Linked DNA regions of Homo sapiens: region 1 is linked to region 2. Evidence: chromatin loops called from intact Hi-C (ENCODE). Cell type or tissue: endothelial cell of umbilical vein. All regions are shown on one strand. Each heading gives the region's core, and the rest is flanking DNA. Links, peaks and the distances in the headings are about the cores only.

Evidence for each region. Peaks named below come from ENCODE experiments on the same cell type or tissue, not always from the same donor. Only the 100,000 strongest peaks of a DNase experiment are listed, where the experiment ranks them.
Region 1: it touches region 2 in a loop (5-fold over the local background); 4 of 110 quality-filtered maps call a loop at or near these places.

The regions. Positions count from the first base shown.
Region 1 is chr1:94,089,086-94,094,463 of GRCh38, reverse strand. All of the region lies in intron 6 of ABCA4 (ATP binding cassette subfamily A member 4), which reads left to right. Among named protein-coding and RNA genes, the nearest start is that of ABCA4, 29 kb to the left of the region's middle. RefSeq lists an enhancer at 642-1,194. In endothelial cell of umbilical vein, for the core only: no CTCF peak of the experiment used is centred there; DNase peaks (open chromatin) are centred at 2,063 and 2,783; H3K27ac peaks cover 3,480 bases.
Region 2 is chr1:94,037,043-94,042,373 of GRCh38, reverse strand. ABCA4 (ATP binding cassette subfamily A member 4) reads left to right here. Exons shown (of 50, transcript NM_000350.3): 23 at 972-1,165; 24 at 2,247-2,331; 25 at 5,024-5,229. Among named protein-coding and RNA genes, the nearest start is that of ABCA4, 81 kb to the left of the region's middle. RefSeq lists an enhancer at 4,543-5,331. In endothelial cell of umbilical vein, for the core only: a CTCF peak has its summit at 2,696 (motif pointing left); DNase peaks (open chromatin) are centred at 2,653 and 3,673; H3K27ac peaks cover 3,365 bases.

The DNA.
Region 1 (5,378 bases), core at 171-5,170, 52 kb before region 2:
ACTGCTCTGTTGTCATTTTTACTTTTCTGATTGCATTTTATCCGTGTCTCTTTGACTACGGGGTGGCTGGACGTTGAGTTCCAGGAAGAAAAGGGCCCAATCTTGGGGTTCTGACTACATGCGCCCATCAATGTCCTGTTTCATTCTTGGCTCTGGCTCCCTGAATTCCTGAGTCACTGGGGAGAAGCGTGGGTGGACCGCCCCCTACCCAGTGAGAGTTGCCACAGTTGCTGCTCTCCTGGGTCATTGGTTGCAGATTGTTAAACTTCACCTATGCATTTCAACTTTCGGGTGGATATTGCTACGTCAAGTGTCTGGGAAAGCCCCCACAGCTACAGGATTTTACAGTGAGGTCCCACTAATGACTTGATGTCATGACTTCCTCATTCTTTCCAATTTCTCCCACTTCTCCATAAGGGTTTTGGGAAGGGGAGAAGAGAAAGGAGTGATTCCTGAGTGCCAGTACCAGGGAACAGCAGGGCTGTTGGGAGGAAACAAAACTAAATCAGGAAGGTTTTTGTTGTTGTTTTTGGGGGGTTTTATGAAAATATTCAAGCCACAGCAAATATATTTGATTTATAGCATTAGTATTTTTTCTGCCTGCATCTACAAAAATCTTTACCTATTACCATCAAAATATCCTCTGGGTGAATGGATTTCAACAAAGAAGAAATAAAAATGAAATAGAAGAGAGGCCCCTTCGTGCACATTGAGCCTACTGGCTGGATTGTCACTTGCCTGCCTTGATGTCTTTTCAGCTCCAGGCAGGCAGTAGGCCAGGGCTTATTTTCATGACAGATCAGATGTTCTTTTATGGATTTACAAAGAAAGAAATACTGAGAAGTCAAAACTGAAGTCACTTAAGACAAGAGCAGGCCCCTGGGAAGGCTGCCATTGAGGATAATGAGTCCTGGGGTCCTGGCCTTTGTTCAGTAAATACGCACTAGGCGCCTACAATGTGTGCACCAATGTGTGAGGCGTCAGGTTCTCTCCAGGGTCAGTTGGTTTTAAGAAAGGTTTTGGCTTCTGATATGTTTTATCTCTACAGAACAGTAGCTCTTAACCTTTCTTATGGGTTAGGATTACCTTCGAGAATCTGACTACAGCTCTAGACCTGTTCCCTAAAGAAAACTAAGTTCACAGGGACACACAGGATGGGGCTCATGGAGCAGCTGAAGCCAGACCCCAGGTTAATAGCCTTTACATTAAAATGTTTTTCTACCTACCACTAATATGCATTCTTTAGTAAGCGGTCTCAATATACACCGATTCTTCCTTAACTCTGTTTATGAAGTATTCAGCATCCTCCCTGCCCCCTTCAGCATCCTCCCTGCCCCTGAGCACAGGATCCAATGGCGTGAGGACCACAGGCCTGGGCAGCTGCTGGGGCATACAGGCATCTCTTAGTGGCTGAGAGACTGGGCCCTGGCTCTATGTTGGCTCCTAACTTGCTGCCATTTAAAGGAAATCTTAGCCTCCCATCCGTAAAATCGAGAAAATAAGACTTGTCCTACACAGCTCATGAAATAGTAATGAAATTCACATTAGAGAAGAGATGGAAAAACACTTTGAACAAAAAGCATTTTGCTCTTATAAAAGCACAGCCTCTTTTGAGAGGCCCTTTGCTCCCCATTTCTCCTTCTTCAGACCCCCCCAGACTAGGAGAAGGTCTGTCTCATGGAGTGACCTTTTGGCTGCCTCTAGATTCCAAGCTCAGTTTTGCTTTCATTAACCACAGATACTGGGACGGACAGAAAAAGACCTAGTTTCTGTTGAGCCAAAGAGTCTCATAACTTGTCTGTTCACATACCCAAGAGCCCACCCTCTAGTTGAGACACTCAGTTCCCTCTCATTCTGGGAGACTGCATGTCTCTGTGACCTCCTGGTAGAGACCGTTTGACATGTCCCCCAACCCCCCAGTGATTGAGTCTGAATTCTCCACTGATGACGCATTTCCTAGCACTCAGGGTGTCCCCTCCTGGTTGCCCCCTCACCACTGAAGCCCGCTTCCTCCCTTTTCATTTGATGCTTAACAACTGTCAGTTTGCAAGAAACATGCTTCAAATCCACATTCTCCCAGTTGCCTAGCAACAACTTCCCTCCCGGATAAATGTGGGTTTCCTGTAGCTCAGCCCAGGACTGAACACAGCAGCACACACTTCTGTCCACTGCTTCAACTGCTTTTCACCTCTGGTCTGCATGCCTTCAAGACTGCAGCTCATCCCTCCCTTCAGAACCTTCCATAGCCTGCAGAGGCCATGTCTGCCCCAAAAAGACACATTGAACCTGAGGCTACTTATTTACCCTTGTGTTAGGTATATCCTCAACTTAGAAATTAATACTGTTTCCAGATTGTCTTCTTTGAATCACAGAAAGTAAAACAACAAAACATTCAATGCTTAAGACATTTCATGTGCGGTTGGGTGACATCTGTTTGATGAACACATTTGATCCAAAGCATCAGAAATACTATGCCAACAAGACTTTTTAGGAGGTGATAAACATGTCTGTTCTACCTTAAGAAAAAAATATTACACAGTCCCAAGGGAGAGACATGGTTTTGATCCCAGACAACCCAAGCAGAGACCTCTTAGGGCCGGAATCATCTTGGCTGCTGCCTAGGACCTTATATCAATTTCTTAAGCACAGGATCAAGGCCTAAAGGCCCCTTAGACTGACCTCAGTTAGTAGAGGCAGATCCCTTCACAGCCTTATCTTCCTTAGAGGTCTAGTCTGACCTTGAACTTCGGCTGGCAGTGCTGTCAGTTGTGATGTGTGACATGGAAGAGTTATTTGTTACTTGGAAAATTAAGAGAACTTATTTGGCATAGGAAATTGTGTGTGTGTGTGTGTGTGTGTGTGTGTGTGTGTGTGTGTGTGTGTGAGATGATGTTTGCCATTTTGATCTGTGACTTTTTTTTCCAGAAATAGTTTCTCAGTTCCATTCCAACTAAACTTACAGTCTCTTCCGGTTCTTTGACAGAAACAATTCATGTGAATTTGAACAGATAATAGGGAAGGGGGAACCAAAAGAAGAGGAGAGCCCTGGGAAAGTTATTTTATAATTTATGGCAACCTCAGTCAGGCAACTGTGAACAGGTACATATGGAGGGCTCCCTCGGGACTAGGCAGTATTCAGAGATGTAAGGTGTGAGGACCGGACCCTCATCATTTACCATTCCCACTAAAAAGAGCTGGGAAGGAAATTGTAGCTGTAGCACCAGGCACGTAACTGGAGCTTAGTAACTATTTGGTGAAGGAATATTATTAAATTATTAACAAGATGGAAAAAAGGGTATTAACCACACAAAAATACATCTCAAGCTATTGTTTCTCTGTTCCCTTTCCCCCAAATTCCTAGTCTTGCTCTTATCTGGCTGTCTCTCTAGTCACTCTTTCTTGCTGACTCTCTTCACGTTCCTTTCTCCACCTGGAATTCCTGGGCCCTCCCCTTTTACTGACAGACACTGTCCTCACTCTCACAGTCATCAGTTTGTCTCTTTACAAACCTCAGCTCAAGTGTCACTTCCCCGTCCCCAGGTGAAACTGACTGCTCCCTCCCTGTAAGTCACCATGATGACTGCTATATATAGCCCTCATGGAACCTAAAACCTCAACAGACACAGTCTCTTTCCTACTCTGTTATAGTTTATTTACTCATTAATTACCACAACACGTATTATTGAGCACCTACTGTGTACCATGCCCAGAAGATAAAAGACAAACAAAATAAAACCTATTCCTATGCTTAATGAGTTTACAGTCTAGTGGAGAGATAGATACATTAAAAAATAACAGCAAACCAAAATAAAAGTGGTAAATAAATGCACTGAGAAAGACAGGAATAGCTAGGAGGGGCACCTAATCCCTAGGGAAGGAAAGCTGGAAGAGCATGGTGATGGGGGAAGAAGGCTTTCTGGAGAAGGTGAGGTAGTTTGAAATGAGTTGACTCTGGCCAGTAGGGGTAGAGTGAGAATGGGGTGAGACAGGGTGGGTTGGTCATTTTGATCCATTAGTCCTCAAAGTGATAGGACTAGTGGCTAAGGACTGCAGGCTTTACAGAAGCCTACAAAACTATTTGAGATTTGAAGTTTTTTTTTTTTTTTAATTGGCTCCAAAAGAAAATGAAAAAACTTTAGAATTATAATGAATGAATATTAAATGAATATTTAAGGAAGGTAATTTTATTCAACTTCATTGTTAAATTTAGTTAAAACAAGCCCTTGAGTTTCATTCAACACTGTTTTATCATACCGTTGATGAGAGAAAACAAAACTGATTCCTGGCCAGGGCCACTGTCAGCGTGGGGTTTGCACATCTTTCCCATGTCTGCTTGGGTTAGCTCCAGGTACTCCTGTTTCCCCCACATCCCCAAGATGTGCCCATTAGTGGAAACGGTGTGTCTGCATGATTCCAACGTGAGTGAGTGTGGGTGTGGGAGTGAGTGCCCCTGCCATGGGAGGGCATCCTGTCCAGGTTAGATTCCTACCTTGTGCCCTGAGCTGCTGGGATGGAATCCAGCCACCCATGACTCTGAACTGAAATAATTGGGTGAATAATTATCTTACTTTTTAATTAATCTTTGAAAATGTATGTATAGTTCACATGTATTTCAATATTTAATATTAGAAGTATTTTAGTCTTTATTTTGAAGTTTGGTGATTTATTGTAACCAGAAACAAGCTATAGAAACTTAATTTTGGGCCAAGTGCAGTGGCTCACACCTATAATCCCAGCATTTTGGGAGGCCGAGGCAGACGCATCACTTGAGGTCCGGAGTTCAAGATCAGCCTGGCCAACATGGTAAAACCCTGTCTCTACTAAAAAATACAAAAATTAGCCAGATGTGGTGGGCACCTGTAGTCCCAGCTACTTGGGTGGCTGAAGCAGGAGAATCACTTGAACCCGGGAGGCGGAGCAGTGAGCAGAGATCGTGCCACTGCACTCCCACCTAGGCGACAGTGTGACACTCCATCTCAAAAAAAAAAAAAAATAGAAAAGAAAGAAACTTAATTCTGGTTTATATCAATTAGCCTGTGGTAAAATTGGTTTCATTATAGCCATTTCACTTAGTTGAAGTTTCCAATAACCTGTGGATGAATTAAGTGAGGATTTACTATATTCATAAAATCTTAAATTCCAAAGCCTGTTTGCAGTTCAGGTTTTTCCACTTTACAAACACTTCTAAGTATTCACAATGATTGCTTAAAATTCATACCAGATAAATCATTAAATAAGTTGTTCAAAGTCAAATAATTTCATAAGTAAAAATTAGGAGCTTTTAGAAAACTATACCTACATAGACCTAGACCTATAGATAGACAGAGATCTGAATAGATATGGACACAGATGCTTTCCAAAGTGTTCATGTGATGTGT
Region 2 (5,331 bases), core at 332-5,331:
GCTGGGCATTCAGTGCTCCAGAGGGTGGCCACAGATGGAAGTGGCTCCTCTGTCATGGCACCTCTCAGACAAGGGGCTCAGATCAGAAGAGACAGCAAGCAGAGCTGAGTGCCCATAGAGGTAACAGCACGGTTCAACCCCGTGGTCAAGCCAGAGCTTTCCCCCTTGCTCTACTCACACAGCGTTGCCCCGTGCCTTTCTCTGAGGGTTTGTCATCCTGAAATCCTCATTGCTATTTTCTTTCTTTCTTTTCTTTTTTTTTTTTTTTTTTTTTTGAGACAGAATCTCGCTCTGTCGCGCAGGCTGGAGTGCAGTGGCGCAATCTCCACTCACTGCAAGCTCCGCCTCCTGGGTTCGAGCCATTCTCCTGCCTCAGCCTCCTGAGTAGCTGGGACTACAGGTGCCCGCCACCACGCCTAGCTAATTGTTTTTGTATTTTTAGTAGAGACGGGGTTTCACCGTGTTAGCCAGGATGGTCTCGATCTCCCGACCTCAGGTGATCCTCCCGCCTTGTCCTCCCAAAGTGCTGGGATTACAGGCATGAGCCACCGTGCCCGGCCTGCTGTTTTCTGTTAATGACATCTCCAGTTAGTGAGAGTATGCACGTGTGTGTTCTTTATGAAGAGTATAAATCCAGAGCTTAATGATCCAGAAAATGTACATATGAAACTCCCTAGATGCTGACCATAATACATGAGCCCCTAATATAGAGATTTATTTGAATCAGATCCTATGCTGGATACAGAGACACTGTGTGTGGCAATGCTTTACAGTATGTAGGAAGCTATGAAATGTTAGTTATTATTGTCCTAATATGCTGGAATTTGCTGCTGAATTAGTTCCCTTGGGTTTTTTTTTTTAGTTAACTCCTGATTTTTGCAACTATATAGCCAGGAAATTGCTGTACACCCTTTACCAACAATGCCCAACCCAGGGCAGGCCTGGTGATTGCCCTGGCCCCTACCTTGCAGGCAGAACCATCATCATGTCCACTCACCACATGGACGAGGCCGACCTCCTTGGGGACCGCATTGCCATCATTGCCCAGGGAAGGCTCTACTGCTCAGGCACCCCACTCTTCCTGAAGAACTGCTTTGGCACAGGCTTGTACTTAACCTTGGTGCGCAAGATGAAAAACATCCAGAGCCAAAGGAAAGGCAGTGAGGTAGGTGTCTGCCCAGGGAAGGACCCTGGCCTGGGTGAGAAGGAGCACACAGCACGGGGCTGCCACTCCAGACATGGCTACTCACACAGGCTCTCGCCACCAGAATCAGTGTCTTTGTTCTGGGACCATTTGCAGAAGATTTCGATGAACACATTCTGAAGCCTCCTCCTACAGAGATGCTTTAGCCAAAATGAAACAACTAGCTTTAAATGGTCTGCAAGTATTACATGCCAGATTACACACCAGTTTGGTGCGGTTTGGTGCAACATAGAAGTGAGTGTCTTATTCTGTAAGGTTAGGCTGTTTTAAGAGCAATTGGTTGAGCTTCATTTCAACATTAATATTCCCTAATTAAACCTGAATTTCAGTGGTAAGTGAAAACTAAGAAGAGGCCTCCTTGGGTGCTATAACATAAAAATGATGAAGGCAAAAAGTACCAACCAGCAGAGACCACTTCAGCACATCAGGAGACCCAGTTTTATGTCTGTGCTGCGAAGTGAACAAACTGTGTCATCCTAGGCAAATTATTTAATTCCTCCTTTTTTTTAGTATTTTTTTCTTCTTCACATGGAACATGAAGCTAATGACCTCTGCTTCTATTTCTTAGGGATGTGAAGATAAGTGAGATAAAGTATTATAAATGTGCTCTGGGCTTCTTAAGAACAGGCATTGCTCACATTCAAATGGTCATGATTATGATATGGCAGCATTATTTATGCCTCTGGTTTAAGTGTCTGGCTGCCGCTGGGGTTTCCTATGTCCATCCACGGGGAGGGAGGCACAGAATGTCTCCCACAGGCAGAACCTACAGCTGCCACATAATTGATGACAAGCCAAAGGGACCCTTGGAGGTTCTGCTCCTCTCTGTGTGTGACTCACACACTCTCTAGGATAAAATCAAGCGACTACACCCTCAAAATGCTCAGATGAATTAACAGATTAAACAGTGAAGAAAAAAATGTGTTGACTACACTTGGCAGTGAGAAATAAATAAAGCGGGCGGTGACAGCAGCTGGCATCAGGGAGAGGCTGTCATGGAAGGGATGTGCATCTTGTCAGTCATCCCATCCATCTGTTGCAGGGGACCTGCAGCTGCTCGTCTAAGGGTTTCTCCACCACGTGTCCAGCCCACGTCGATGACCTAACTCCAGAACAAGTCCTGGATGGTAAGGACTGGACGGGCCATACTTGGGTTCCGTCTGGCAGCCATCTCCCAGTATTGCTGGGTGTGTCCTGTTGTGATGCATTTTAATGGGAGCAAAGAGAACACTGGGTACTTCTGCAGGTCACACAGTTGTTCTTTTGCTTTGAGCTTCTTTCTCCTCTTCCTTCTTCCTTCATTCCCAAAGGGATTTTAAAAGTCATGCACCTAAAGGCCCTCTCCCTTTAATGAGGAATACACTCTGTGCTCTTACCCTTAGTAAGCCATCATTCCTGGGGTCCCCCTGCCCTGGCTCCAGGCCACATTCCTTAGTGTCTGGGGAGAGCTTCTTCTACATGTGTGCCGTGGCGCCCTCTAGTGGAAGCATGGTGATGCACGGCTCTTCCAGTGAATTCGTGGAGTCAGAGATTGCACATGTGGATGGCAAGTCTGGAAATAGCATACACCCCTGTTATACTCCTGATTCTCCCCTCAGCTTCCCAATTTCCCAGTGATTCTCCCTTTAATTAGGATGCACTGAAGCTCTCAGGGGTGCCCCCATCTCCAAGGAGCTGCAGTGGAGAGGCTATCCCCTCTCTATGTGAGAGAATGTGTGAGAAGCGTATTCCCACACAGGAGCAAAACTAAACTTACGTACTGATGCAGGTTAATGAATGGGGAAAGTATCTGCTTATCAAAGAAAAGGCATATTTTTCTATTTAGCACAAACTTTTTCAAATGTTAAGAATTTACTAACTGAAATCTGGTGAAGCAAGAGAACCGGGCAATATTTGCGTTGTCTGATCATTACAACTGGAGGGAACATGCTCAGAGAGGCATCATCACTGTTCATGCACCTGCCCTCTCTTTACACTGAGAGACCCTGTGATGAACAGAAAACATCTTTTTAGGATGACATCTCTGGGTCTTTCTCCTAGCCTGCCTTGCTGTGGGTACCTATCTCCCTGCTCTCTGAACCTTGGTCAAGAAGTTTATATTTGTTTTAAATTGATACTAATATGTTAAGTTACTGTGATTTGCCAAAATCAGATTGGAAACAGGGCCTGCATGGCTGAATGATTCTTTTTTTTAAATTACTTTATTTCTAAATAAAGGTTTTCTTTGTATAGAATCGGGATGCTGTGAATGGTGGGAAATGCACTAAATAGTTATGCCCCAAATAAGAAAGGGAAAATCATTTGAATCCCCAGTTAGCTCCTTGAAAGTCTTTTCACTTAAACACACCCACATACCACACACACACTCACAGACCTCCCTCCCAGATGCCCAAAGCCCTGCTGACCTACAGAGCTACTTCTGGAAAGGCTGACACATGCCTAAGACACAATTCCTGGGAATCCAGCAGCTTTGGGTTCAATTTCCTTCCTAAAAGAACAATGAATATGACCCCTGGAGAGCTATTAGGGCAGAGCTGCTTCCTTAACGTAAAGGACTCTCCAGCCTCCGTATGAAGTCATCTCAGAGCTAAAGACAATCAAGTCCAACTTGCAGATTTGACATAAAGCAAGACTTCCAATCCGGCTAGGCAGAAGGATTTTGGTTGAAAACCATGAAATCCCTTCATATGGATCATTTTTTAAACAACAAAAAAAGAAAAGAACCTACTGGGTGTCCACAACTCTGAGAGCTGCTTTCTGAAGAGTCATGTTTTGAGTCCTGGAATCCCTCTCCCTTTGACCTGCCTCTCAAGACAATGTGCGAGAGAACTCTCTCTTCAAGTGCATGCAAGTGAGGTTTTCACAGTTAGATTTTTAATTTTAAAGTAATACACATTTGTACATAAAATTCAATTCTGACTGTATACATGTGTCAGATAAACAGTTGATACCTGACACTTGTTCACAGTCTATGATACGCACCGCATATCCTACCCTCTCCCCCAGCCTCTCTCCATGGCTTCTCAACCCCCCCTCTGCATTTCCTGTGACCTGAGGATTCAGTTTTGTTTGTGGAGGCAGGTGCAATCCCAAGAGAAACTGTGCAATCTTCTGAGAAGTTAGAGTAGGCATGTGTGTGTGATTTAGGGAAGGTACTTCTCACTCAGCTTGGTCACCGGTTCCAGGTTTGTGTCTTGGGCAAGTCCCCCATAGCTGGTGACAGACCAGAAAAATGAAAACAACTTTGACTTAGCCCTCAAGTTTTCAGTGAATGAGAATGAAAAACAACCATGAGTAAGAGATTTCTTACCGAGATGATGTAAAGGATAATAATAGCAGCCAGCACTCACCTATGTGCCAGGTATTTCTCTAACTGCTTTGTGTAGTTTGACTCATCCAGTCCTCAAAAACAACAATGAAGTGGATACCAGTATTTTCCCCTTTTCACAGATGAGGAAAGTCTAATGTGACCCACCCAACATAACATAGTTTGAGGGGACAGAGCATTTCGTTGAACAGAGGAGGAACTGGCACAGGAAAGTTGCATGACCCCCCCACCAACCTCCGCCCCCAGGTTGCACAGCTAGCTAGTCGGGAGGACTTTGCTTCCGTTTCCCTCTGCCTCTCAATGATGATCTCAGGGCCAACTAAGCTAAAAGCAGACTTGATGGAGCATCAGTCCTCTGAAAGAGTCACTGCCGAGATACAAAATACCTCTTCTTCAAAGGGGAAGTGGAGAGAAGTAGGAAATCTGGGTAACCTCACAGTCTTCCAGTTTCTGGAAAACAGAGCTGGCATCAGTCTTTTTTCTTGTCCTAGGGGATGTAAATGAGCTGATGGATGTAGTTCTCCACCATGTTCCAGAGGCAAAGCTGGTGGAGTGCATTGGTCAAGAACTTATCTTCCTTCTTCCAAATAAGAACTTCAAGCACAGAGCATATGCCAGCCTTTTCAGAGAGCTGGAGGAGACGCTGGCTGACCTTGGTCTCAGCAGTTTTGGAATTTCTGACACTCCCCTGGAAGAGGTAAAGTAGAGATTCCAGCTGGTTTCTGTCAAGTGCCAGAAGTGGCGGTTCTTTGAAAAAGTCTAACATTAGAGCAAAGTTTTGTAAAAGCAAAAAGCCATC